3 separate regions of the Mus musculus genome follow, and regions 1 and 2 are each linked to region 3. The links are chromatin loops, found by intact Hi-C in ENCODE. Cell type or tissue: heart. All regions are shown on one strand. Links, peaks and the distances in the headings refer to the core of each region. The heading gives the core; the rest is flanking DNA. Region 1 has its middle 5.2 kb from the start of Mir7671. Region 2 has its middle 16 kb from the start of Il5. Region 3 overlaps Gm12216 (predicted gene 12216).

What was found. A loop is a pair of places that touch in the nucleus more often than their neighbours do. Peaks named below come from ENCODE experiments on the same cell type or tissue, not always from the same donor. Only the 100,000 strongest peaks of a DNase experiment are listed, where the experiment ranks them.
Region 1: it touches region 3 in a loop (4-fold over the local background); 37 of 42 quality-filtered maps call a loop at or near these places.
Region 2: a loop joins it to region 3, with 4 times the contacts of the local background. A loop is called at or near these places in 21 of 42 quality-filtered maps.

The regions. Positions count from the first base shown.
Region 1 is chr11:53,754,857-53,762,114 of GRCm38, forward strand. No RefSeq gene overlaps it. Among named protein-coding and RNA genes, the nearest start is that of Mir7671, 5.2 kb to the right of the region's middle. In heart, for the core only: CTCF peaks have their summits at 3,348 (motif pointing right) and 4,030; DNase peaks (open chromatin) are centred at 2,975, 4,225, 4,815, 5,195 and 1 weaker place; H3K4me3 peaks cover 1,089 bases; H3K27ac peaks cover 1,747 bases.
Region 2 is chr11:53,733,265-53,740,522 of GRCm38, forward strand. No RefSeq gene overlaps it. Among named protein-coding and RNA genes, the nearest start is that of Il5, 16 kb to the left of the region's middle. In heart, for the core only: CTCF peaks have their summits at 2,501 (motif pointing right), 3,929 (motif pointing left), 4,137 and 4,532 (motif pointing right); DNase peaks (open chromatin) are centred at 2,527, 4,027 and 4,517; H3K4me3 peaks cover 350 bases; H3K27ac peaks cover 304 bases.
Region 3 is chr11:53,847,157-53,854,414 of GRCm38, forward strand. Gm12216 (predicted gene 12216) reads right to left here. Exons shown (of 4, transcript NR_033332.1): 2 at 2,849-2,954. It overlaps Gm30785 (a long non-coding RNA gene), which reads left to right. Exons shown (of 3, transcript XR_879845.2): 3 at 206-548. Among named protein-coding and RNA genes, the nearest start is that of Gm12216, 8.5 kb to the right of the region's middle. In heart, for the core only: CTCF peaks have their summits at 2,957 (motif pointing left) and 3,170; a DNase peak (open chromatin) is centred at 2,945; H3K27ac peaks cover 635 bases; H3K27me3 peaks cover 608 bases.

The DNA.
Region 1 (7,258 bases), core at 1,347-6,346, 92 kb before region 3:
CCCAGGCTGGCCTGGGCCTTGAAGATGCAGCTGAGGCTTACTTCGAGCTTCTCACCTTCCTGTCCTCCCCTTCCCCCTCCCCCCACCCCTCCCCACACCAAGATCATAGCTCATTGACACCATGCCCACTTCATAAACTCCTGCTGAGTGTCAGTGCCCCTCACACACTTCTGCATCTGGCACCTGGCAGAGTAAATGTTTGTTCTCTGGGTTTATCACAGCATCCATCAGTCCCCATGCATGATCAGTAACCTGCCCTGGGCTAGAAAAGATGAGCATTCAGGAAACTAACAAGAGAAAAAAAATCTGCAGAAAAGAATGAAAGGGGAGGGGCTGAGGGTATGACTCAGTGGGCTCGAATCTCCAGCACTAGACATAAAGAGCCAGACATAGCTACAACTGTCTGTCACCCAGCAGAGAAGGGCAAAACAGAATAGCCCAAGAGCTCCCTGGCTGGCCAGCCTAGCCGAACCGGCTGCTTCTGGTTCTTATTGACAGAGAGCAATAGAGGAAAACACCAAGGACCTCATTTGGCTTCCACTACGTGTGCACATTGTGCTCTTGAACCTGTGCACTCATGCTCGCATGCACGTGCGCGCATGCGTGCACACACACACACACACACACCAAATAACAAACAAATACATTTTTAAAAAGCTAGAAGAGGGGCTGGTGAGATGGCTCAGTGGGTAAGAGCACCCGACTGCTCTTCCGAAGGTTCGAAGTTCAAATCCCAGCAACCACATGGTGGCTTACAACCACCCATAATGAGATCTGACTCCCTCTTCTGGAGTGTCTGAAGACAGCTACAGTGTACTTACATATAATAAATAAATAAATAAATCTTTAAAAAAAAAAAAAAAAAGCTAGAAGAGATCAGCTTACCCAGCACATCCTGGGAGCTTTGTGACCCAATGACAATAACCCTGACCTGGTACAAGTGTGCCACCCCAGGGACAGTCAGGCATACCTTGGCTGCTGGGGCTGTCAGGCCCACACAGAATACACAAAATGTGATGGTGAAGTTAGCAACACAGCCCAAAGGCTTCCTATCCCTGTTTTTAACATTGCAGTTTGTGCACATGCGTATGCATGTATGTGGATATGTGTTCTTATGAATGTGTCTATACATGTTTGTGTTTGTGATTTGCAGTACCTTCCTCTACCTCCTTCCATCTTATTTATTATTTATTTATTTTTGGTTTTTCGAGACAGGGTTTCTCTGTGTAGCCCTGGCTGTCCTGGAACTCACTTAGTAGACCAGGCTGGCCTCGAACTCAGAAATCCACCTGCCTCTGCCTCCCGAGTGCTGGGATTAAAGGCGTGCGCCACCACACCCGGCTTCCATCTTATTTATTTGTTTAGAGATAGTGCATCTCACTGAACCCAAAGCTCACAGATCGGCTAGACTGGCTGACCTGTGCATCCCCAGTTTCCACACAGCCTGGTTTCCCAACACCAGGACACAGGCATGTACAGCCCTTTTAATGGGTGCCGGGAACCAGAACCCAGTCCTTCTGCTTGTGCAACAGGCACATTACTCAATGAGCTATCTTCCCAACTCTCTTTTGGTTTGGGGAGACAGGGTCTCAGGAAGCTCAGGCTGGTCCAGAACTCCCAAGCTTCCGGCTTCCTTTTCCAAGGGCTAGGATGACAGGCTTGTGAAACCACAGCCACTTCCCCAGACCTGTTTGTTAAAAGAAATCTGAGCCTTCTGAGGCCACATGGCTCTCTGAGCATCACATCTTTTTGGTATCTGTGAGCTGATTTCCCCTCCCCGTTAAGTCCCAGTGTGATGGCTCTGCCTCCTCACACTGGTGACACAGCTCCTGGCACTAATGGCTTCTGTCTTCTCAGGGGATGCACCAGGCCTGAAGGCAGAATGAGGGTCCACGTATACCTGAGCAGTTCCAGCAGCCAGGCACCAGGTTGCTGTCTTCCTGGAGACTGTCCTTTCCTCCTGCAGGTTTGTCCTAGATGACTGAGAGCCTTGTGGCTGAGAGTTCTGAGACTCTGCTGTGTAGAGCATTCGATGCCCTATGAAGGATTGGGAGCTGTTTGCCAAGGTCTACTCCGAGTCCTAAATACAATAGTCCCCTTCACACTGCCAAGGCTAGTGACAGAAGTTTCCTTGGGAGAAGCCCTGGCCTGTACTCCTAAGAGCCAGGGGTGGCTTCAGTCCTTATAGGCAAAGTCCCAGATGTTTGTTTGTTTTGAGATAGGGTCTCATATATTTCAGTCCAGCCTCCAACTCAATATTTAGTTCCAACTGACTTTAATGCTCTCCAGGGGCTGGACAGATGGCTCAGTGGTTAAGAGCACTGACTGCTTTTCCAAAGGTCCTGAGTTCAATTCCTAGCATCCACATGGTGGCTCACAACCATCTGTAATGGGATCTGATGCCCTCTTCTGGTGTGTCTGAAGACAGCTGTGATGTGCTCATATAAATAATATAAATAAATCTTTAAAATGTTCTCCAAAGCTTTCCCCTCCTCTTCCTCCTCCTCTTCCTCTTCTTCTTCCTTTTGGTTTTTCAAGACAGGATTTCTCTGTGTAGCCCTGGCTGTCCTGGAACTCATTCTGTAGACCAGGCTGACTTCAAACTCACAGAGATCTGCCTGCCTCTGCCTTTCAGTGCTAGGATTAAAGGTGCGTGCCTCCACTCCCTGGTATTATTCTCTTTATAGTGCTGGAGGGAAAGGCCCTCCATAGGCCTAGCTCTCCAGCTCGGTATGAAGCCTGTGAATCCCGGGTCTAGCTCAGGGGAACTATGGGTGTGCTTGCACCCACGGACAGAGACTAGGGCTCAGCCTCTCATGAATATTTTCTTTGGGTCGTGTGGACAATAAAAGGGTGGGGACCTCCATGTGAACTGTTGTCCCTTAGCAGTTACCTTAGAAAACCCCATCTCCACCTTTGCCTGGGTCCTGGCCTTTCTGGCATCTGTTCAAAGGCCATTGAGCAGGAAGTAGATGCTGTTTACCAGGAGGCACAAGCCTATCTGCTTTAGCCAAAGTCCACCTGCCATGCCTGCCCTTCGCGCCAGCTTGGCAGCATTAGCCCCATATATTTATCTCTTCCCTGGACCCTTAGACCTGCTTCCCCCCCCCCCCCAAAAGGGAACTGTAGTTCTTGAAACTTGCCAATAGCTGGGCGTGGTGGCACATGCCTTTAATCCCAGCACTCGGGAGGCAGAGGCAGGCGGATTTCTGAGTTCGAGGCCAGCCTGGTCTACAAAGTGAGCTCCAGGACAGCCAGGGCTATACAGAGAAACCCTGTCTCGAAAAAAAACAAAAAACAAAAAACAAAAAAAAGAAACTTGCCAATAGGGGGAGCTGCAGCCACAGGGGCTGAAGTTCAGGGGGATCTAAGGCAGGAGGGCACTGCAGTTCTGCTGGACAACAGAGGGACTGTGGACCAATTGACAAGCCCCACCCAGCAGCACAGGCCACCATCTTCTCCCTTTCCTCTGCCATACCCACAGAGCCAGAGTGCAAAGGACGAGACCGAGCAATCTTCGGGTATCACATTAGCCTCGAGCTGCGATCACCAATTACTAGGGCATTTCTGGGGCAAGCTGAGGCCTTTTGACCTCTTGCTCTACTCTCTAAACCATGTCCCAGAACGAGAGAAGGCCTGGGGAAGGCCCAAAGGCTTCATTCCTGCCTCTGCTGCCTCCCAACCACACTCAAATTCCTGTCTTCTGGTTCTGATCAAGATACCCAGGATTGGCAAACCCTGACTTACAGGGGCTCATGAGATGGTCAGAAGATTAAAGCGCGTCTGCCAGCTGCCTACCTGAGTTTGAACTCTGGCCCCTCATGGTGGAAGGAGAGCCTCACTCTGCTAAGTTGTCCTCCAACTGACACACACATACAGGGTGGTGGGTACCTTCTCTCATCCTCACATAAATCTGTGAATGTGATTGGTTTTTTGTTTGTTTTAATAAAAAAGTCAAAACAAAACAAACCAGAGTCACACCCCTGATCCTCCACGGAGGGTCCCTTAGAAGCGTCTGCTGCTACCCTCCCCACCTCTAGGGTGCAGCAGGGTCTTGGACTAGGGTGAGGCAGTCACAACAAACTTTTAAGGAGGCACTAACTTTCAGGCACACACAGATGTAGAGCTGGTCCCTGCTTCCTTAAAAATGCTGATTCCCAGATTGCCTCTCCCTGGAGGTCTGGTGGGCAATCCTCCTCTGCAGCCTTGGAGCGTTTCTGAGGCAGCCAGGACAAGCCATGTGGGAAAAGGCCTAAATTCCAGGCCTTTCTCTGCTGTCCTCCCCCAACGAAGGCCTCTTTTATCCCTTGGTCTGTGGACTTTGCCTCATGCTTCAAGCCTGGTTAGACTGATACTTCCTCAGAGGAGCCATCTGTGAACACTGGCTGAGGCACCCTGTCCCCACCCCTTCGGCATCTGTCTCTTGGCCTCACACTCCAGGTATGACACATACATGTAAGCGGAGTACACTTGGACCTTCTGTGGGAGGTAACCAAGTTCCCTCTACCCTTACAGACTTTCTATATAGGCTAGTGATGGCTGTCTTACTGAACAACATAACCCACGGTCAATCAGACGCATTAAGTCTTCAGACTGGAGTCCCCGCTCTACAAGAAGCTGCCTAAGTCACTGACTGGCACCCCGGCTCACACACGGCTGTCCAAGGCACTCTATTCTATTCCTGTGGAATCTTAAGGCATGGGTTTTGCTTCCTGAGAATGACAGACGAGTCACTACAGGTCCCCCCTGGCTCACAGCTTCTTCTCCCAGCATGCCATAGTTCATTCTGGCTTCACTGATAGAGCCCAGTCCTCCAGGACACTCCCTGTGCAGCACTGTGTGCTGGTTGGCTGACAAAATGATCCTCACTGTGGCCTGTCACTCATCCAGCGGGAAGCCAGCAAGTCTTTCTTCCTGACTCTCCAGGCAGGGTGGGTGTGGGGGCCTCTGACAACCTCTTGCCTGCTGCCAGACAGGTGTTTTTTGTTTTGGTAGTGTATTAGATTTGTAAACACGCGCGCGCGCACACACACACAAGCAAGCAGCATATGGGATCGTGGGGAGAGTTCAGGCTCAGGCTCGGAAGGTAGAGTGGGAGTTCCTTCTGTGGGTCTTAGAGAAAATGGGTAGGAGGTTTTAGAGCTGGAGCCGGCCTGTCCCTGTGTCCTGGGTAGCAGCAGGTGGAGGGGGTGAATTCCTGGGGAGGAAGCATCTCCACTAGTAGCCTTCTGATGACCCTTGGAGTCCAGTGATCTGAAAGCTGTGAGCTTCCTAGGGGAAGTGAGAACGGCACCTGGAGCCCCAGCGACGGCGGGGCGAGGGATTAAACACAGAACTGCTCCCCGTAGGGGGCTTGTTATTTTCTTCCCAGTAAACAGAGGCTGCCGCCCACACCCGTCTGGTCTGAATCTTAACACTGGGGTGGAGAAAGACTGGAATCTCGAAAAAGGACTGGAATCTCGCACGTCGGTCTTAATTAGTCCTCCCTTCAGCCAGTCCTTCCAGGGAAGGAAGAGAGCCACTTAGCATGAACCTAAAAGCCCTTGTCTTCTGTTCTTTTACCTTGACGAGGGGGTGGGGGTGGGAGTTGGGAGGGGTGAAAGGGGGTCTGGGGGGAGGTGATGGGAAAGGGAGCAGAGGTCCCGCTGGAACAACAGAGCAGAGCAGAAACAACCCCAGTGCCACGCAGAGAAGCCTCACTCTTCATTCCCTACTACCGGGGCAGCGTACGTTTTTTGTAGAAATTATTTTATTGTTAAGATTATCTCAGGGAACATGTACATACTGCTAAGACCTGCTGAGTTCACCATCTCCCTGCCCTCGCAGTGATCCATTTATCCATCCACCCACCATCTATCCACCCATCTCCTCATCCACTGTCCCATCCATCTACCTGTCTCTCCTCCTACTCATCCGCCTGCCTATCAGTCTAGCCTCCACTCTATCCATCTTTCTCTTCATTTATCCCTCCTACCCACCCATTTATACATCCCCTACCCTATCCTCCTATCCACCCTCCCTCCAATCCATCTTTCACTACTTCCCATAGGGTACCTGCTTTATGCTGGCCCTTGGGGATACAGTAGCAAGCAGGATGCACCTTCCTCTTGTCCTGTTCCCCCACACACACATACACAAATATGCCCCCTAGTGAAACCCAGCACAGACACTTTTAGGCCTGCTCCCAGGCCTGTTTTATGAGCTAGGGTCAGTTGGTTCTTTAACTCAGAAATACTGGCTCAGTGGTAATGACACTTGCCCTTGTAGAGACTCCAGGTTAGGATCCCTGCACACAGCCTGAAACTCCAGCTGCAGATAATCAGGCACTCTCCTCTGGTCTCTTTTTGAGCACTGTACACACACATGTTTGAGTATGTTACATACACACACACACACACGTGCAAGAGGGGGCAGGAGAGGAGCAAGAAAATACATATACATATAAAAATGATCTTAAAAATTAAATCTGAAAAAAAATAAAAAACAAAGCTGCCTCACCACGAAAGGGGGTACAATAAAACATTCTCTCTGGGGCCCCCTCAACTGCTGCCATGGCAGCCAGGCACTCTCATCTCTGGGGCAGGCCCTGGCATCGGGATTCCCAGGCTGAGTCACCAGGGTCTGCGGGCATAGCACAAGCTCCGCTCTTGCAGAATTTAGAGTTTCCTTAGCCCTCTTGCAGGCATGGCAATCCTGAACCTGGCTGGAAAAAAGCAAAGGCCATCACTTGACCTATCTGCCTGCCTCCCTCTTGACAATCTGCTTGTCTTCAGATGGTCACCACTACTGCCAGCCCCGACCCCAGCTCTTCTGGACCAGGAGGGGCTGGAGGTCTACTGAGTTTGATTCCTGCTTTTCTGAAAGCCATGGCTGCAAAGAGGGAGATCCAAGGATTTAAGGAAATATACGCTTTGGGGTGACCCTGCCTCCCTTGACCCCAGATTCTTCTTTGGATTGAAGATGCAAGGGAGGGAACTATACTCTGACTCCCCCAAAACACCATCCTGGCCCTTCCCTGCCAAGCTTCCTGGCTCAGATTCAAACCCAACCCACAGCCATCCATGGCTGCAGGGAGCTCCAGCCTCTGAGGACAGAAGGAAGTGGCCAAGCTCACAAATCACATTCCTTAGGGATGAGAACAGTCTGCTAGCTGCCCAAGGACCCACAGGAGGGTAGGGCTCAGTCACTCACGAAGGGGCTGAGTCCACTCCTAGAGAGGGACTCTTCTTTCATCTGCAGGACCTGACTGGGCAAGGGG
Region 2 (7,258 bases), core at 1,546-6,545, 110 kb before region 3:
CTTAACTAAAGGCCACACCTTACTCATATTTCCTAAATCTATCTAATATTCTATTTGGAGTAATCTTTTTGGATGCTGGGATTAAGCCCATTGCTTCTTGCATGTATACCATGGGCCATACACTCCCAAACCTTCAGCATTACGTTTAATTACATCAAGTCGGAGGAGGTTATGTCAGGGGTGGGGTTGTAGGGGAGGTTGAGGTTTCATAGGTTTTGGTTCAGTTGATTAAAACACTTTGTGCTGTTAAACAATTGGACCTCCTGGAATTGCTGGTTCGGTTGCACAAGAATGTTCTACTCATCTGGAAGTGCTCAGTAGGGGCTAAGGAGCAGTTTGGTGAAGCTAGGACACAATGGAGTCACTTTGGCCTGTCCTTCCTCATTCCAATATGGCCATCGTGGATCTGACCTGCTGCTCAGAGAGAACTGCCAAGTATGATGACATCAAGAAGAGGGTGAAGCAGGCATGTGGACCCCAAAGGGAATCCTGAACTATACTGAGGACCAGGCTGTCTCCTGTGACTTTAACAGCGGCACTCTTCCTCCTATGGTGATGGATGGCATCGCTCTCAATGACCACTTTGTCAAGCTCATTTTCTGATATGATAGTGAACTCAGCTACAGAGACAGAGTTATGGATCTCATGCCTTACAGGGTCTTCAAGAAATAAGAAGCCAGGGGCTGGAGAGACGGCTTAGCGGTTAAGAGCACTGACTGCTCTTCTGAAGGTCCTGAGTTCAATTCCTAACAACCACATGGTGGCTCACAACCATCCGTAGGGAGATCTGGCGCCCTCTTCTGGAGTATCTGAAGGCAGCTACAGTGTACTTACATTACATTAAATAAATAAATAAATAAATAAATAAATAAATAAGGAAAAAAAAGAAATAAGAAGCTGGGTGGTGGTGGTGCACGCCTTTACTCCCAGCACTTCGGAGGCAGAGGCAGGAGAATTTCTGAGTTCGAGGCCAGCCTGGTCTACAGAGTGAGTTCCAGGACAGCCAGGGCTACACAGAGAAACCCTGTCTCCAAACAAACAAAAAAACAAAAACAAAAAAATAAAGAAAAAAAAAAGAAATAAGAAGCCATGGACCACCCACACCATAAGAGAGGGGCCCTCAGCTGCTGAGGAGTCCCTGCCTGGATTCAGTCTCCATCACACTGAATATACCCTCACAGTTCCATTCCAGATACCCAGACAAGTTAGGAAACCCTATTCTCTCAATTACCACCAGTAAAGTTCACTACCAGGGACTGAGGAGATGGCTCAGCAGTTGAGAGCGCTGGATGCTCTTCCAGAAAACTCAGGTTCCAGTTCCAGCATCCACATGACATTTCACAACATTCTGTAACCCAGGGGGAGCTGGTGCCCTCTTCTGGACTCTGTATATGGTGCCCAGACATACAGGCAGACAAAGCACCCATAAGGATAAAAGAAACAAACAAACAAAAAAAGTTCCCTGCAGCCCCTGCCCCGAATAGGCAAAATAAAATAATATATAATATCAGAACATTTACATCTGTGACAAAACTTTAAAGGGTAACAAAGAAATGATTAACTCAGAGGAGGGGCTGGGATGTAGCTTCCTTGGAAGAGTGCTTGCCTGGGGTGCACAAAGCTCTAGGTTGGATCCCCAGCACGCTATACTCAGTGCTGGCACGTCGGAAGTAGGACCAGAAGTGCAAAGGGCTCCTCAGTTACATTTTGAGATTGAAGCCAGCCTCAAGGCAGTGTCAAGACACAGAGGTTCAGGGGTCAGGGGAGAAGAAAGGAAGGGAAGGGGAAACACCTGTTTCATGTCTCTTCTGGCAGGAGGGGATTTGGACACTGTGGTGGGGCAGGGGGTGCCCTCTGAGTTGATCGAGTTTGAGGTCGTTGGCATGAGTGCTGTTTTCTCTCGTACATATGACCGGTTTCATAATAATCAGTTTGAAAGTGCCCGAGCCTGCTCTTTTCTACCCCTGGAAGGGTACTTCCCACCCAGTACTTTCTACCCCTGGAAAGGTACTTCCCCTCCCCCTGTTGAATCGAGGTGGGAGAAACCCGGAGCTGAAGCAAACAGGAACTTCTTTCTGTCTTGGAAGAAATGGGGTTTTGTCTTCTACCATTCTATTCAAACCCCACCATACATCGCGATGCTTCCCGTTTCTCGGATGTCTAGAAAGACGCTCACAACACTGTAAAGAGCGGAAGCAGGGCAGCTTACAGGGTCCCCTAGAGCCCTCAGCATCTTTCGAACGGGCAGGCTGGACTCTTAGCAGTGGTCTGGAATGAAGGCCAAATCTATGCTTCTAAGTGAGGAATGATCCCAAGTGTGAAGGCTCGTAAGCAAGGCGACTCTCCTTGCAAGAATCGCCACAACTAGAAGCAGACCAGTTGCCCAGGCTACTGGGCTCTGGGCACTGATGTTCCACATCCACCTGTCACTTGTCCCTGAGGAGCATCTATGGCAGTACAGGATCAGACACAGCCCTGCTTTAGCTCATGGTCTCCAGTAGAGGGAGACAGTGAGCGCACATACGAAGCGGCTGTACAGGGTGGTAGGGTGAGTGCGGCGGAGGAGCGTGCGATGGATGTGAAACAGCGCCGTGTTCTGCATGTGTTCAGTTTCCCGAAGCTGGACAAAGAGAATCACATTCTCTCTTGCTAAGGTCCAAGTCCAAAGCCTTTGCCAAAAAAGCGAGAATTTCCCAGGGCCTGTGCTGTCGAGGTGATCACTAGGTCTCTCTTGACGCTGCTGCGTGTTTTGTTTTGTGGACCTTCTTAGCCGGTCAGGAGCTTTGGCCGTGTCCTGGAACCTAACAAAACGCAGACCCTTGGCACAGCCACACTCACCAGCTGTCTCTTGGTCTTTGAATTCCACCTGAGCACAAACAGACCTGTTCTTTTTCTTTTACTTTGTTTTAGATTCATTATTTTTCTTCAAAAAAAAAAAAGTTTACATTTTTTGAGACAGGGTTTCTCTGTGTAGTCCTAGCTGTCTTGGAACCCACAATGTAGAACAGGCTGATCTCAAACTCAGAGATTTGCCTGCCTCTGCCTCTGTCTCATGAGTGCTGGAATTAAGTGTGTGCCACCATGCCCAACTTATTTTATTTATTTATTTATTTATTTTTTTTTTTTTTTGGTTTTTCGAGACAGGGTTTCTCTGTATAGCCCTGGCTGTCCTGGAACTCACTTTGTAGACCAGGCTGGCCTCGAACTCAGTGATCCACCTGCCTCTGCCTCCCGAGTGCTGGGATTAAAGGCGTGGGCCACCACGCCCGGCTCCAACTTATTTTAAAAATATTTTACTGCTGGTCAATGGTGGCACATTTTGAATCCCAGTACTAGAATGGCAGAGGCAGTCAAATCTGAGTTCGAGGCTGGCCTGGTTTGCAGGGTGAGTTCCACGACAGCCAGACCTACAAAGAGAAACCCTGTCTTGAAAACAAAACAAAAACAAAGCAAAGCAAAACAAAACAAAACAATTATATGTGTATGTGTGTGTGTGCATGCATGAGTGCATGCATGTGTGTGTGTACACGCGTGTGTTCATATGGATATGTGCCATGTGAGTGTTTGTGCCCATGGTGGTCAGAGGAGGGCACGGGATCCCCTGGAACTGGAGTTTCAGGCGGTTGTAAGCAAAGTACTGAGAACAGAACTCAGGTCCTCTGTGAGAGCAGTATGGCGAGCCCCTGCACTTTATTTTACAGTCAGATTCTCACTATGCAACTGCCTACCCCTATTCTGAGTCAAGGGGTCATTGGCCCCTAAACTGAGTGATCTTCCTGTCTCTGTCTCCTGAGCCCTGGGCTTTCCAGGCTTGTATCATCACCAAGCTCGCCTTTTGAAGTCTTTTAGAAAATAGATCAACCTTGAAACCACGAGCTCAGCTCACTATCTCCCTCTTGTGGCCGAAATTCCCACCAGTTGGAGGCTGCTCAGTGCTGTCCCTCAAGAAGCTGAGGTGCTTTTGCTACATTAGAAAAGAAGCCAAGTTCCAAGTTCCGTGCTCTTTCCAGTTGGGCAGGCCGTTGGCGAGATCCAACACCGCCCCCTGGTGGCTGATATGTTAATTTTCAGCGCCCACTCCACTCCCCTCATTGTTCCCACTTTAGAGGCCTTCAAATAGCTGGACACCAGCCTTCCTCACCTCCTCCCCAGAGTTCTGGGATCCAGGTCTGCCTTCTACATAAGCAACCTTCTGCCAGTTTACACCAGCCCATGCCTAGCATCAGTCTGATTCAGATGCAGAGAGAAGGCAGCATTCAAGGAGACAGAGAACTGTAGATCTCTGCGAATTTGAAGGCAGCATGGTCTATACAGTGAGTTCCAAGCCGGCCAGAGCTACACAATGAGAGTCTGTCTCAATAAACAAACACAAGTAAATCACTTGCCCTCGTCCTAATCCTCCAGCAGGAAGCAGTGGGAGTTCTGCGGAGGAAAGGTTGTCCTACTCGGCCCTCTATCATTGTACACTGAAGGCATTCTCAACCACTAGAGGAGAGACAGTGTGGAGACCGGGTGGCTTTTTACAACATGCCACTAGAGGGCACCATGTCGGGGCTTTAACAATAACAATAACAACACAGCACCAGGCTACTCTCCCTACTCCCTACTCCCAACCCCACCCCTATTTTTTGTTTTTGTTTTGTTTTGTTTTGTCTTGTTTTATTTTGTTTTGTTTCTCCCATGGCTTTCACCTCCCAAACTTGTGAGAACACTGAGCTAAGAGTCCTAAATACCAGATTTGTAGACAAGGAGTTATTCATGGGACCTCATTTTAAAAATGGGGTTATCATGGCTCTTGGAAACACGTAAGGTAGACACGTGCTAAAACTACTTAAAATAGTTATCCATATCCTAGCTGGGCTTGGTGGCACATGCATTTAGTCCTAGCACTCAGGAGGTAGAGCAGGTGGATATCTGAGTTCGAGGCCAGTCTGGTCTACAGAGTGAGTTCCAGGACAGCCAGGGCTACACAGAGAAACCTTGTCTAAATAAATAAATTAAATTAATAAATAAATAAGTAAATAAATGGTGGTATCTTGGTAGAGGCAATACTTTTACAGTAGCAAGGTATTACGTGCACATAAAAAATATGTATTTATGAACTGGGAAGATGGCTCAGTCTATCAAGTGCATATATCATAAGCATGGGACCTAAATAGAACCCCAAAATCTATTTGTAAAACCAGCACATACCTGTTATCCCAGTGCTGGACTGACAAAGACAGGAGTGAGCTAGTTGGCCTCTAGTCATGAGCTCTCAGTACAGTGAGAGACTGTAGCCATCCAGCGACCATGGACAAACTAGGTTTACCTGAAAAGGGAGTTGGAAATGAAAAAGAAATGGGGGGTGGGGTGGGTGAGAGAAGAATGAACCCAAGACAAGGTTCTGATCAAGGCTCCAAATTTAATCTTCAGCACTGGGTTTATATAGGGAGAGCCCACAGACCCATCCTTTGTTTCAGCTGGATTATGTTGCAAAGCAAGGTCAATAGGCAGTCTATTCTTCTATGTTCCTGTGGGAACTTGCATGTGCAACCAAGGCGGATAACTCCACAAGATTTACTTGTTTTACAGAATCCCATCTAGGGTAAAGAGTGGCCAGGTGACTGTGACTGTCTTAGGTCAGTGTCTATACTGCTCCTTCTTACCGGTCATGGAGATCAAGAATAGCATTGAGCCAGGCGTGGTAGTGCACATCTTTAATCCCAGCACTTGGGAGGCAGAGGCAGGAGGATTTCTGAGTTCGAGGCCAGCCTGGTCTACAGAGTGAGTTCCAGGACAGCCAGGGCTACACAGAGAAACCCTGTCTCGAAAAAAAAAAAAAAAAAAAAAAAAAGAATAGCATTGATGTATGTCTCTGTCTTAGGTTGACAGGACCTCAAGAACACTCTTACCCATCTCTGACTACCGGATTCTATAGCAAACTCTTTCCCATTCAGACCAAAGCCACGAAGGATATATGAATATGCGCTCAATGCATTTCTTCATAGCGATGGGTAACTGCCATGGTGAATAGATAGCTGAGCTTGCCGAGAGTGGTTCTGTATGAAGGCAACCAATCTGTTTAAGATACAAGGTCCCAAAGTTAAAAGCAAAAAAAGTATAATTAATGGTTCAAGCAGTGTAAAAATTAAAGTTGTAAACCATGAGGAAGTGGAGAAACAAGATTCAAACCATCTCTGATTCTGTTCTTTTTCTCTTTTCGTTTTTGCTATTCCTTCTTGAACTTTAGCCATAGAATCCTTTACTAACTCCTGAATGATGCATTCTTCATGGAGGGCTGCACACCATCCTCCCTGCTGAAGGAATGAAAGATCAAGTCCTCTCATGTTTTGAAGCACTACCTCAGATAAGGAGGTTAGAGATTCTTGCAAATGGGAAACAGAGATTTCTATCCTTTCTATATCAGTATCTGTTGCTGTTATAAGGAACTCGTAATTTTTTTCTTGCAAAACCAGGGCAGAAGCGCCAGTAGATGCTCCTCCCACACTCAGAGACTTCCTTGGCATCCAAATTTTAATATTTTAAAATAAAAAGTGTGATTTACATAATTTTGTGGTGAATAGGGATATAATTCCTCCTTTTTTGTTTTCTATGAAGATATTGTTTTAAAGTTCCATGGGCTTGTTCCACAATACCTTGTCCTTTAGGATAATAGGTAAATATGGGTAACATCCATTTGCCATAAATGATTAGGTAGGAGTCCTCAAGGATTAACATCATTATGTGATACATGAAGAAATAGAGGACACTGAGAACAAGTCTTTACAAATTGATGTGTGTATTTTCTAGAAATACCAAATTGTCTCAAACTATTACTGTTTTGATGATGTAAAGAATGAGATTGTTTGGCTAATTGTTCCTGTAAGGCCTATAATCTGCCTGGGATACAAATCTGCTGTGCCATTGCCCAGGGGTCCAGGAAATCCAGTGTGAGCCCTTAAATGTCCTACAAAGTAAGGAACAGTACATGTTTCTTAACTTAAGCTGTATCAGTATAAGTAACTGTAAAATTTGAGAATTATCAGTATCTAAAAAAGGAACAATTTTAAGCAATTGTAAACCATGAGCTATATATTGGCTATCAGTATACAAATTAAAAGCTTGATTTTTCAACATTTCAAAAACAGTAGCTACAGCATGTAATTCAATTATTCGTGAAGCAGGGTTGAAACTCGAGAGAATAAACATGTGATCCAATCACATATGTTTCTCTCCCATTAGATGAGCAGTTTGTAAATACAGTAAATGCATTCTC
Region 3 (7,258 bases), core at 759-5,758:
TTCTGGCTCTTGTGATGCGACTTCAACCCTTAACCAGTAAAATCTGAATCATGCAGATCAGGGAAGTTTGGCCAGGGTGTTTCAACAATTTGGGTTAAAAGAAACGGGACAGACAGTTGAATAAAGGATAGTAAGTTTAAAGTCAGGTATAGTTTGAAGATTATGTTTTTGTTTCTCGTTAATTTCACTTTGTTTTTCTGGTCAGTATGAAGACAAATGTGGTTCATCTCCCATCCACTGGAGGCCAAAGGGGTAAGAAACCAGGGGTCTTGGGGCATCCTAACTTGTTCTGTAAGTCACAGTTCGTTCTCTCTCTCTCTCTCTCTCTCTCTCTCTCTCTCTCTCTCATTTTTTTTAGGTGCTGGGAATGAAACTCAGGGTAGGCCAGTTCCCTGGGTGACACCCCTAGCCCTGACTTCTGTATTTCTAACTAAAGAATAACATCACCACCACCACCAGCCGTTGTTTTTTTTTCTACCACTGAGCTACATCTCCAGCCCTAATATTAGCTGTTTAAAAACATGTTTGGGGGCTGGTGAGATGGCTCAGTGGGTAAGAGCACCCGACTGCTCTTCTGAAGGTCCAGAGTTCAAATCCCAGCAACCACATGGTGGCTCACAACCATCCGTAACGAGATCTGACGCCCTCTTCTGGAGTGTCTGAAGACAGCTACAGTGTACTTACATATAATAAATAAATAAATCTTTAAAAAAAAAAAAAAACATGTTTGAAGTTCCATTTTATTTTGTGTGCCTGTCTGTGTGCACTTGTAAGCACCACAATGGACATCAGAGAACATCTTGTGGGAGTTGGTTCTCTCTCTCTGCCATGTGGGTCTTGTGGACTGAACTCAGGTCTCTGGACTTGGCGGCAAGCACCTTCGCCTGCTGAGCCACCCCACGTCCATCCCCCTCCTCCTGGTAGTAATTCTTTCTCTAGGCTATTGACTGTGCTTGAGAATAAACCCACTGCCACAGATAGCCAAAATGAAACAGCAAACAAATGAAGACAATTTAAGAGAGAGAAGAGAAAGGAACTAAACTGCATGGTGCCCATCTTCAAGCCCACCACTTAGGAGGCAGAGGCAGGCAGATCTATAAGTTGGAAGCCAGCCTGGTCTACAGAGTGAGTTCTCAGACAGCCAGGGCTACTGTTGAAACTCTGTTTCAAAAAAAACAAAAACAAAAACAAAACAAAAAAAAAAACAAAGCGAGGAAGGAGGGGTGAAGGTAGGAGGGAGCAGGAGAGGGAGAAAGAAACTGGATTGTAAACAAAATACATCAATTAAAAAGTTGTTTTGGAAGGCAGGAGAGATGGCTCAGCGGTTAAGAGCACTGACTGCTCTTCCAGAGGTCCTGAGTTCAATTCCAGCCCCCACATGGGGCTCATACCCATCTGTAATGGGATCCCATGCCCTCTTCTGGAGTGTTTGAAGACAGCGATCATACTTGGAGAGTCTCACTACGTAGCCCTGGCTGTCTGGGAACTTACTATGTAGATCAAGGTTTCCTCAAACCCATAGAGATCAGCCTGCAGCCCTAGAACTAAAGATATGAACTATTATGCCCAGGCCCAAATTTAAATACTTTTTAAAAATTAGTAATTTTAGGCAAAAGACAAAAAGCAAACTTGATTTACAAAATACCTCTTTCTTCCAACCATAAAAACCTCACTCTTTTTTTGTTTGTTTGTTTTTTGTTTTTCAAGACAGGGTTTCTCAGTATAGCCCTGGCTGTCCTGGAACTCACTCTGTAGACCAGACTGGCCTCGAACTCAGAAATCCACCTGCCTCTGCCTCCCAAGTGCTGGGATTAAAGGCGTGCAGCACCACCGCCCAGCAAAACCTCTCTCTTAAGCAGGGTGTTTGGTAAAATTAAGATCCAACATTCCAGCTGAGTGTCTGGAATTCCATAGGATGAAGACAGTGTGGAGCAAAGCTGACCCAGGTTGGGGCTGAGCAACAGGGACCACCAAGGTTGCTGCTGATGTCACAGGAACCTTCTCAGGTGGGGACTTAAAGGGATCGCAGCTGAGGGACAGTCATCACACCAAGCCCAGCAGGTGAAATTCAGGGAGGGCGGGTAGAAGGAAGGAGGGGTGCAGTGACTTTGGCATGAAAAGGCAGAGGTAATCTCAACAACAATACAACATTTGGTAGAAACACTAACAAAATGGGATTAAAAAAAAATAGACCACCAGCCCATTCAAGTCCACTGAGTTTTCTTTAAAGCGTTATTTTTTGTGCCTGTGCATGTGCACAGCTGTGTGTGTGTGTGCCATGAGAGGCCCGAGGAACACATCAGTCTCTGGAGCTGGAGTTCCAGGGGTGGGTTATGAGCTAGGAACGGAACTCATGTCCTCTAGAAAGAAAAGGATGTGTTCTCCACCCGCAAGCATTCGCAGCCCCTGAGGTCTCTCCAGCCCCTCAAAGGACTGAAGCACAAATAAGGTCTTAGGGTAAGTAAGCTATTAAACTAATGGGTTGTGGGTGGGGTGATCAAGGGAGTAGTCTGGCCTTAGGGCTGACAGAAATCGGGATCTGGTGAGCCAGGATAAGTCCCCAGTGGACCCTGAAGCACTACAGAGCAGCTGTGAGAGCGACTAAAGAGCCTAGCACAGATACCTCACACTCCAACATACCACACACCTGCTGAGCTACTGGGGTGCACTTTCCCCACTCCCACCCGGAGTCCTTCATTCCCTGCAACATTAAAAAGATAGCTGGTTTCACAGATTATGGTTTTGTAGACGAATTGTGAATATCAACTAACAACTCCAACACAGAACACATGTGGTTCACATCAGCGCCTACAATCTAACGCAGGAGGCTGCAAAAGCTCACACTCACTCGGGGCTGGCTTCCAGGCAAGTCTTCAGAAGGAGGGAGTCCATTTTCTTCTTTCTTGGCTGTCCAGCCTCCTGACATCACAAGGAGGCCCGGGGCATGCTGCCACCTGCAGGCCAGACATAGAAACACTTAAGACTGACCCAGAGCACTCAGCTAAAGCCACCCACCAAAGCAAGCTCTTCTGGCCCTCCCTACCTCCCTGCCCTTTCTATTTTATTTTATTTTATTTTATTTTATTTTATTTTATTTTATTTTTATTTTGAGACTGGGCTGTGTAGCGCTGGTTGGCCTGGAACTTGCTTTGTGGACCAGGCTGGCCTCAAACCCACAGAGATCTGGATGTCTCTGCCTCCAGAGATTAAAAGGCACAGGCCACCACACCTAGCTGCTGTTTAAATTTTATTTTTTAGACCTTGATATCAAAGCTGGCCTGAAACCTGTGATCCCCCTGCCTCATCCTACGAAGTGCTGAGACTGGGGGTAAGTGCCGCAACATCTGGCAAGTATAAACATTAAAAAAATATTACATGTATGTATTCGTCGACTTGGGAGGGGAGTGTGTGTGTTGGCATGTATGCTCTACAGCGTGTGTGTGGAAGTCAGAGGACAACTTTCAGGAATTTGGTCTTTCCTTCTACTCTGTGGGTCTTGGGGATTGAACTCAGATTATCAGGGTAGAAGAGAAGTGCCTTTACCCCACTGAGCAAGCTTGCCAGTCCCATCCAATTTTTCTTTCTTTTATTTTTCTCCCCCTAACCCCAAGATAAGTCTTTCTACATAGCCTGGCTATCACAGAACTCACTGTATAGACCAGGCTGGCCTCCAACTCAGAGATCTACCTGCCTTAGCCCTCCAAGAGCTAAGATTAACACACCAACCCACAGACATTTCTTAATGACAGCAGCTAACCCACACGCAGCTGTAGACCACATGCTTGGCTTTTATTCATTTATTGAATCCTCAGAGCAACAGGTGAATGTTTTTTAAAAGGTCTCCACCAGTCAGCCTAATGTCAAAATTAGGCTGGGTGATTAAAATGAAGAATGGGGATATCAGCTGATTTCAAAGAGGTTGGTGAGAAATGGAAACCTGGAGATGCTGAGTACCCTGGAGGCTGTTCCCACATCTTCACGAATACAGCACCGCCCTGGTATTTGGGGTGAGAGATGCATACACACAAGATAAATTTCTCCTCTCAGGGCTTCCACTCTACTACTAGAGGTAACACAGGAAAGATGGTAAATGCGGAGCAGGAGCTACACAATGGCTCAGTGGGTAAGTACCTGCACAGGAGCAAGCAAGCAAGCAAGCAAGCAAGCAAGCAAGCAAGCAAACAAGCAAGCATCAAGACCTGAGTTCGATTCCCCAGAACTCATGTAAAGCCAGGTGCAGTGGTGCATGCATCTATACTCCAAACGCTCCTATGGGGAAGCAGGAGATGAGACAGGAGAATCACCAGAAGCTCACAGGCCACTTAGCCAGGAGGGCACAGCACAGAGGCAACCAACCCAGACTCTGCTTCCAGCAAAGTGGAAGGTGAGGACCATAGGCTGAACTTGTCCTTTGATCTTCACACATTCACCATGCCTTGTATATGCACACACACACACACACACACACACACACACATCCATAATACACATGTGCACATGCACACTCACAGACACACATGCTGAGCACGAGCAAAGTATAGGCGGTAGAAAACGAGATCAACAAACAAATCTCGTGTATATTCCTTTGTCTTCAAGAGCTCCCTGACCATGTCAGGTTTTGCTTGCAACTGCATGTCGGGCACCTGCTAGGGATACAATCATAGGCAAGCTTTAGCCAGGCTCTTAGCTCCTATGGAGTCTTTACATAGTAACTGTGGTCCCTGCCGCCTAGAGTGTTACCACAGGAATATTTGCTACTCTCTGTAGAGTGAGGACATCTTGGGTGGGGTGGAGACCTGCAGTAGGGAGCATGCTCTGTGTACAGGTTAGGTCACAGACAGGAAGCGGTGTGGAGGCAGCAGGCGGCTAAGAAGGGGCGTGGCCAGCCTTTCAGTGCACTTGATGCCAAACAGTCGTATCCTCTGTGAACCACAGCAACTCTCAGGGTCCTGGGCAGAGAGGAATAATGTGCTCAGATGTGTGTTTTTAAAAGATTATGCTAGGTAGTGAGTTGAAAGGCAATCATCTCTCCAATGATGTGGATGTCTGAATTCCTGAGACTGTCATATGCTCCTGCACACAGACAAGGGGGTGATGCAGATGTGAGTGAGTGTCTTGAGAAGGAGAGAGCATTCAGGTGAATGTATTAATCACAGTTCCTCCTTAGGGGTTCCTGAAAGAATTCGATACTGCCAGACTCTTCCAGAACCCTTAAATAATGACTGTGTTATTTTAAGCCACCGAGTGGTGTGTGCATGAGCAAATGACAGAGGACAATTTGTGGAATTTGCTTCTCTCTCTTATGTGCGATCGAACTCAGGTCCTAAGACCTGGATAGCAGCAGTGGGAGATGATGAGGCTGTGTGTCAGAGAGCAGCCTTCGCTTCAGTGAAGAGCCAGCTCTAGTACCCGGAAAAGACTGGGAGATGATTAGGAAGGCTGCTTCCCTGCAATGTGCCCCCTGCTCCAGTCCCCTTGCTGCATGCAGGGTCACAGGGGCCTAACTGGATTCTAAGAGCATAAAGAGACCAAGGCCTGCCTGCAGATGGCAAATCTGGCAGACTTAGGGGCAGGGGAAAGTTCACTCTGTGTGTGTGTGTGTCTATGTATGTATGTGTGTTAATATATAAAAATGGTTTGTTTGCAAATGGTATGTGTATGCCTGGTGCAGGTGGAGGCCAGAAAACAAAGCACTAGAGCCCCTGGAACAGGAGTGATGGAACCATGAGCCACCATGTGGGTACTGGGAATTGAGCCTGGCTCCTCTGAAGAACAGCCAGTGCTCTTAACCACTGAGCCATCCCTCAAACTCTCAAGTTTTTGTTGTTGTTTGTTTTTAAATTTTACATGTATGTATGGATGTTTGCCTACATGTAGGTCTGTATAGCACATGTATACAGTGCCCATGGAGGCCAAAGGAAGACACTGATCCCCTGGAACTAGAGCTACAGACAGTGGTTTGCTACCATATGGGTGCTGGGAATTGAACCTCTAGAAGAGGAGCCGTAACTCCTGAGCCATATCTCCATCACACTGGTTCTTGAAACAAGGTCTCATGTTTCTCAGGCTGGCTTCAAACTCAAGTAACCAAGCATGATCTTGATCTTCCTGCTTCTGCCTCCCAAGCTGGGGGATTAGAGGGGCTTGCTATCACACTTTTTAATTTTTAGATTTGCCTATCTCTGCATGTTCATGTGATGGGGTGCACGCAGAGGCCAGAAGAGGGGACTAGGGACCCACCTTTATCATTTTCTGTCTATTCCTTTGAGGCAGAGTATCTGCCTGAAACTGGAGCTGCGAAGCTCAGGGATCCTTCTGTCTCCAGTGCCCTCAAAGCTAAGTTTCAAGTAGGCATGGGACACCTAGCATGTGGTGTGGGTGCTGAGATTTAAGCTGCAATGCTCATAATTGCATAGCATGTACTCTTAATGACTGAGCTGTGGCTCCAGCATCCCTCCCTCCAAATCCCTGGGTTTGTGCAGTGGAGGGGATGATGGAACATCAGGGTTCTTGTGCAGGTGGGTAAGCATTCTGCCAACGGAGCTACATCACTGGTGCTCAGCAGCTCAATTTCAATTTCCATGTTCCTCTAGCCAGTCTCCTATTCTAGGGCAGGGTTATTATAGGAGCCTTCAGTTACAAGGAAGTTTACACAGAGCGATAGAGCATTTGGTTTAACTGAGCTAAAGTAAACGCTGCAAAACCTGAGGAAGTGACTTCAGCATCTGCAAATATTCCAGAAGGTCTCTGTGCCAGGAAAGGTCAGCTGAGGACCAGAAGAGCAGGGATTCCAAAGTATACTTAGGAGAAATGTGAGCCCCTGGGAAGCGTTACTGTGCAGATCCACTTCACTGTGCATCTTCAGAGAGCCAGGGGAAATTCTTAAACGTGTTTGAGCCTTTCCCTTCCACTCCTTAGACAGTTACACGAATAGGCTACAGATAAATGTGGTTAAAAATCTCTAAAGTGGGAAAAAAATAAATGTGGATTTTAAAACAAAGCAAGAAGAATTTAATAACATGGGAAGCTTGCATGACTCTTCTGGGCAGATACTATCTGTAGGAATGCTGGGGAAAGCTGGGAAAGAATAGTAAAAACATGCTCAGGAGGTATTGGGGGGCCAGCCAGATGACTCAGTTCAGTAAAAGGACTGCCGCCAAGCCTGTTGACTTGAGTGCAGTTCTGGGGACCCACACGGTAGAAGGAGAGAAACTGGCTTCCCCATGTTATACTTTGATCTTCACACGTATGTGCACAT